Regions from separate parts of the Mus musculus genome. Here region 2 is linked to region 1. Evidence: chromatin loops called from intact Hi-C (ENCODE). Cell type or tissue: gastrocnemius. All regions are shown on one strand. Each heading gives the region's core, and the rest is flanking DNA. Links, peaks and the distances in the headings are about the cores only. Region 1 holds the start of Ltbp2 (latent transforming growth factor beta binding protein 2). Region 2 overlaps Ylpm1 (YLP motif containing 1).

Region 1 (2,863 bases), core at 364-2,863:
TTAGTTACAAAGGCTACTTAGTTACTTAGTTCTTGTATCTGGTAGAAATTGGCAAGCCAAGGACCCTGTCTGACATGTATTAAGTAAAGAAGAATGGAGCTAAAGAGAGCTGGTGGTGAAGAGCACTTGCTGTCCCTAGAGGTCCCTAGTTCCCAGCCACCTTGGGTGGCTCACAATCACCTGTAAGTCCGGCTCCAGGAGATCCTGTGTAACTGGCTTCCAAAGGACCCTGCACTCGTGTGCACACACCCATATGTAGACATATACACACACCTACACATAGCTGAAAATAATTTTTTAAAATATGTTTTAAAAGAGGAGGGAAGAACTGGGAGGTGGCACCGTATGCCTTTAATCCCAGTACTCAGGGGACAGACAAATCTCTGAGCTGAAGGCCATCCTGTCTTACAAAGGAGACAGCCAGAGCTAAACAGAGAAACTCTGTCTTGAGAAAAACCAAAACCAAAGAATAACAACAAAAACCAAACCAACCCAAGACAACAACAAAGCCCCAGGAAATGATTTCCCCTTGTAAGTGGGCAAGCTTGGGTATTTCCTCACAGGAATGGGAAGCGGAAGAACACACATGGCCACTGTAGGGGCCGATGTTTGCTCTGTGAGGTGAAATGAAGAGGTAGTCCTGAAGACCTCTTGGAGATGAATACTCTAGGTAGAGAGATGAGCCGTCACAATGCATCAAACATTTGCCAAGCAGAGACTGTGAGGGTACTGTGTAATGAATACCGAGCAGGAGTAAGTTCAGATCGGTCAGAAAACCAGCCGGGCAGGGAGGACTCCGTAGGCCAGTGTCAAATATTGAGACTTTCTAATCCAGTTAGGTATTACTTAGGATTCTGGGAAGGGAGGGGCTGGTATGGGAAGTTGTAATTGGTGCCTTTACAGGCTCTTTTATCCTGTCTGCTTAGGAGCCAGTAGGCTGTGAAAACACTTTCAGGAAAACCATATATGCCTAGCCTTTTAGGCTTTGGGGCATGGGACACAGGGAAGAAGGTTAATTTAGGTGGGAGGCAACGGACATCCCTGTCCCCTTCAATACAAGAAGGTGTGAGAACCCGGCCCAGCAGGGCTCAAAGGCTCATGCAGCCCCTTGGGGAAATTCTCCAAGGAATGAGGGGCGGTGGTAGGAGTTCAAAGAGTGGACTGTGGGCCAGAGGCCACTAGCCTGGGTTTTATTTCCATCTTTAGCAATACTCTCCTTTAGTCACCTTATTCAAGAGGCTCCATGCCTACCTTTGTAAAAAGAGAACAACTCTTCCAGCGGGCATCCACCATCACCATAGGCCCAGGTCAAGGCTTGGCGCCACAGGAAGCAGATTAAGATCTAGGCTCTAAGCAGGTTGGCAGAGTGTGTCGCTACAAAACACGGTGGCCAAGGGTGTGACCAGCTCCACCAGGGGGCGCGCGCCCCAAGTTGCCCTTCCCCATAGGCAACCGGCTCTTGGGAGCTGCCCCAGGGACACCTGCATTCTCGCCTAGCGCCCCCAGCGGTCAGAGGTGGAAGCAACGAGACCAGGCGCGCATGCCTCGGGCTCGGTCCCCATTACTCCGGTCTGGGTACCTTCCCCAGCTTCCTTCAGGCCCGAGAAGCAGTTCATCTGGGTCCGTGAGGTCAGGAACAGAAAATACATCCAGGACAGGTGGACAACTTGAGTTTGCCCAGGACAGGAAAAAGGCAGCTCAGGTGCGCTGGTCCAGGCAGACGCCATCTGTCTTTCCAGTCCCCGGGTCTGCCCTGTCGCCCGCAGCTCCTCACGGGTTAATCCCCTCGCCGCCCGCTCGCTTCTCGGTGCCAAAGAGGGTGTTGCTGGAATTCTTGTCTCCCGTAATAAGGGGGCCGAGCTGTCCCTCCAAGGAGGGGGGCATGGCGTGGATAAAAGAGGCGAAAAAGCAGGGGGCGGTTTCCAAAAATAAAACCCTTCGGTTCCCCTTCAGACGGCGGCAGTGCGGGAGCGAAGGTGCGGCAGGCTCGGGCTCGGTGCGCAGCCCGGGCAGCTCACGCCATACAGCCCTTACCTAGGAACCCCTGGACCCCCAAACGGCTGTTTCAGAGGTCCCCTAGACGGGAAGGGGCAAGTCGCCAGGCGGGTCTGTGGAGCGAACGATGGAAAGCACCTCCCCGCGAGGTCTCCGGTGCCCACAGCTCTGCAGCCACTCTGGCGCCATGAGAGCGCCGACCACCGCTCGCTGCTCCGGATGCATCCGACGGGTGCGTTGGAGGGGCTTCCTGCCACTTGTCCTGGCTGTCTTGATGGGGACAAGTCATGCCCAACGGGATTCCATAGGGAGATACGAACCAGCTAGCAGGGATGCGAATCGGTTGTGGCACCCCGTGGGCAGCCACCCCGCAGCGGCTGCAGCCAAGGTGTACAGTCTGTTCCGAGAGCCTGACGCGCCGGTCCCCGGCTTGTCGCCCTCTGAGTGGAACCAGCCGGCCCAGGGGAACCCTGGGAGGCTCGCAGAGGCCGAGGCCAGGAGGCCACCCCGAACCCAGCAGCTGCGTCGAGTCCAGCCACCTGTCCAGACTCGGAGAAGCCATCCCCGGGGCCAGCAGCAGATAGCAGCCAGGGCTGCACCTTCTGTCGCGCGCCTGGAAACCCCTCAGCGACCCGCGGCTGCACGGCGAGGGCGGCTCACCGGGTGAGCACTGAAGAGGGGATAGGGCTGGGGGCGGGGTGGAGCAAAGGGATGCGGGTATCCCGGACAGTTACGCCTTCAGTGGAGTGCGGGTCCTGTCCCTTTGTCCTCAGTAACTACTAGAGAAACCGCTCCGAGGTTCCGAAACCGGGGCTCGGACCAGCTTTCAAAAAGTTATTTTGGGGAAAATAAATCTACTATCTGTTCC
Region 2 (2,913 bases), core at 226-2,725, 140 kb before region 1:
ATGCAAACTCAAAACTTTCATTTCTTTATTGTAGTAATAAAGAGAAGAAAGCTGACAGATAAAGCTGCTTCAATTCACTACAACTTGGGAGCTGGAGAGATGGCTCAGTAGTTAAGAGCTCTTCCAGAAGACCTGCCTTAGATTGCCAGCACCTATGTGGTTCACAACCATCTGTAACCCAAGTTACAGAGAGTCTAATACCCTCTTCTGGCCTCTATCAACACCAGGCACGCACATGGGACCCAGACATACATGTTATCAAAACACCACAATACACAAAATTATTATTTTTTAATTATTTAAAAATTTAAAAATTATTTAATTTTTAAAATTATTTTTAAAAAATTTAAAAATTATTAGAATCAAAAGATATGTGCAGAGAGGCTAGAATTCCAGGCTCTAAAAGTCATATCCAATTCATCATGTATGTGAACCTGCCAACCATGAATCTTCAGGTGATTATATTCTAGATGAACATTCTCAAGCTCAAGAATCAATAAGCAAACAATAAATTCTACTTATTATGTATGGGTATTTTGTTTTCATGCATGTCAAAGAGAATGCTTAATCTCTGGATCAGCTGTGAGCTGCCATGCGGGTGCTGGAATTGAACCCAGGTCCTCTGGAAGAGTAGCCATTACTCTTACTGCTGAGTCATTTCTCCAGCCCAACCCCCTTCCTTTAAATAGCAATACATTCTGATCAATGGAAGGCATGCAGTACTGCCACCTCTTAGTCATTAAACAGGAAAGACTTTTAATGCATATTGTGTGGAAAGAATTTGGACCATCTTGACTCTCTAAAAGGATACAATGACAATTATCTTTTATGATTTTATATGTCAAACTATTTGATACAAAGCAAATTTACTCTTAAAAACACTTATTAAAACTTCAAAATTGTTTTTCACAATCCTTTTAAATTCTTTTGTAAAATTTAAACTAAAAGTGGTCCCCTGAACCCATACAGTCAACAATGACACCTTTTCTTCTATACCCGGGGTTAAAGTAAGTAAGCGCTACAGACTGAGAAACCTGTAATACATATAATTAAGAACTGGTTCCCAGAATATATAAAGAATTTCTATATATCAGTAAGAAATAGAAAAATAGTCTAATTAAAAAAAAAAAAAACAACCTTGAATTAGTGTTTCATACAAGAGGAAACTTAACCCAGCGATAACCGAATGGAAAGCAGTGTAACTTTACTATTATCAAAAAATACAAAATTCCAACTTTTATCACTATAACATTAACCATCCTCCCAGGCAGCTAACATTTTGTAAGTTTAACAATACTAAGAGTTGTCATGGAAGTTAAAAAATAATAAACAAAACAAAAACTCTGAAATAATACTGTTGAATAAAGTAAAAGCACCTTTCTGAAAAACCATTTAACAATATGTACCAGCACAGAGCACATACAGACCAGATCCTATGTCCAAACAATTGCAATCCTTTTAAATTGTGGTATGTCCACACAATGGCAAACTGTATGGGAACAAGAAAGAACAAACTACTGCAACACTTGCAAAGCACAGGATGAATCTGATAGCAACAGTCATATGAAAATGACAAACTCAGAATGTACACAGAGCGTGGCTACAACTACACATACAAAATATCTGAACAAAAGCACATGCGTACACTCAGGCACAGTCAAGATATAGTCGGCACCAAAAGACATACTGCAGGCCAATGAGATGGCTCAGTTGGTAAAGGCACCTGCTGCCAAGCCTCATGGCCTAGGTGCCATCCTGGGATCCCTACGGTAGAAGGAGAGAGAGAACCAACTCCTACAAGTTGTTCTCTGACCTCTACATCGGGCTGCAACAAGTGCATATTCATGTACATAAAACAAACAGATATACAGATACACTTGACATTTCAACATTTTTAATCATAACTGATAATTAATATTAGAACAGGTTATAATAAAATCATATTAATGGACTACTCCCCAGCAATAAGAATGTTATGCATGACATAATCTCACATTATAATATTAAGCAAAATATACCATATCAAAGAAGTATGTAAAATATGATCCTATTGCTCAAAAAATAGGCAGCCCATGGTATAAAAGTTAGTATAGTGGTAATCTTTGGGTTGAGGAGAAATGACTAAGAAGGGGGATGAGGAGGACTTTTTTATGTTTGTTTTGCCTGCATGCATATTTGTATACCAATACGCTTTGTGCTCACAGAAGTCAGGAGTGGGCATTGGATCACCTGGAACTGGAGTTAAGGATGGTTGTGAACCACCATGAGTTTTGGGAATTGAACCCAGGTCCTCTGCAAGATCAACAAAAGCTCTTAACTCCTGAGCTATCTCTTTAGCCCACTGAGGAAGACTATTTAAACACTAGTAATTTTTATTTCTTGATCTGAGTAGTGATGATATGAGTTGTGTCTTTGTGAAAATTCATAATGCTGTGTGTAACAACCTGGTACTTTTCTACATTTATTATCAAGACAAAGTTTCATTACTGAAAAATACAAGTTCTGGGGAATTCAAATTCACTTATGTGAGAGCAGACAAACACAAGGATACTTCGTCCACAAGAACCAATGAAGAGAAAACACACACACACACACACCGTGTTCAACAACATATACTGTGATATGCTTTTGTCACTTGACTTTGAGAAACCTTCAGAGTCTAGAAAGCTGCCTCAATCTGAACTTCTGCAATTCCTTAATGCATTTAACAGAACAGATAAATATTCTACTACTGTGGTTTTAGTCAATCAGTTTAACTCCATTCTCAGTTCTTGTCTTTCTATCAGTTTTGTTTTAGGACATTTTTTTTCCAGTGTGGCTTACAGATATCCCTTATGCATTCATAACAGAACTTGAAAAAACATAAAAGAAGTTCGGTTTCCTTAAGAGTATAGATTGTTCTAACTTAATCTC

The links. Hi-C counts contacts between places; a loop is a spot of excess contacts. Peaks named below come from ENCODE experiments on the same cell type or tissue, not always from the same donor. Only the 100,000 strongest peaks of a DNase experiment are listed, where the experiment ranks them.
Region 2: it touches region 1 in a loop (2.1-fold over the local background); 10 of 42 quality-filtered maps call a loop at or near these places.

Annotation. Positions count from the first base shown.
Region 1 is chr12:84,875,551-84,878,413 of GRCm38, reverse strand. Ltbp2 (latent transforming growth factor beta binding protein 2) reads left to right here and starts at 1,923. Exons shown (of 36, transcript NM_001370743.1): 1 at 1,923-2,658. The coding sequence starts at 2,183. D030025P21Rik (RIKEN cDNA D030025P21 gene) reads right to left here and starts at 2,612. Exons shown (of 1, transcript NR_028577.1): 1 at 1-2,612. In gastrocnemius, for the core only: a CTCF peak has its summit at 1,485; DNase peaks (open chromatin) are centred at 1,479, 1,792, 2,114 and 2,423; H3K4me3 peaks cover 1,451 bases.
Region 2 is chr12:85,020,038-85,022,950 of GRCm38, reverse strand. The region is part of intron 4 of Ylpm1 (YLP motif containing 1); the gene reads right to left. Among named protein-coding and RNA genes, the nearest start is that of Ylpm1, 25 kb to the right of the region's middle. In gastrocnemius, for the core only: no CTCF peak of the experiment used is centred there; a DNase peak (open chromatin) is centred at 1,727.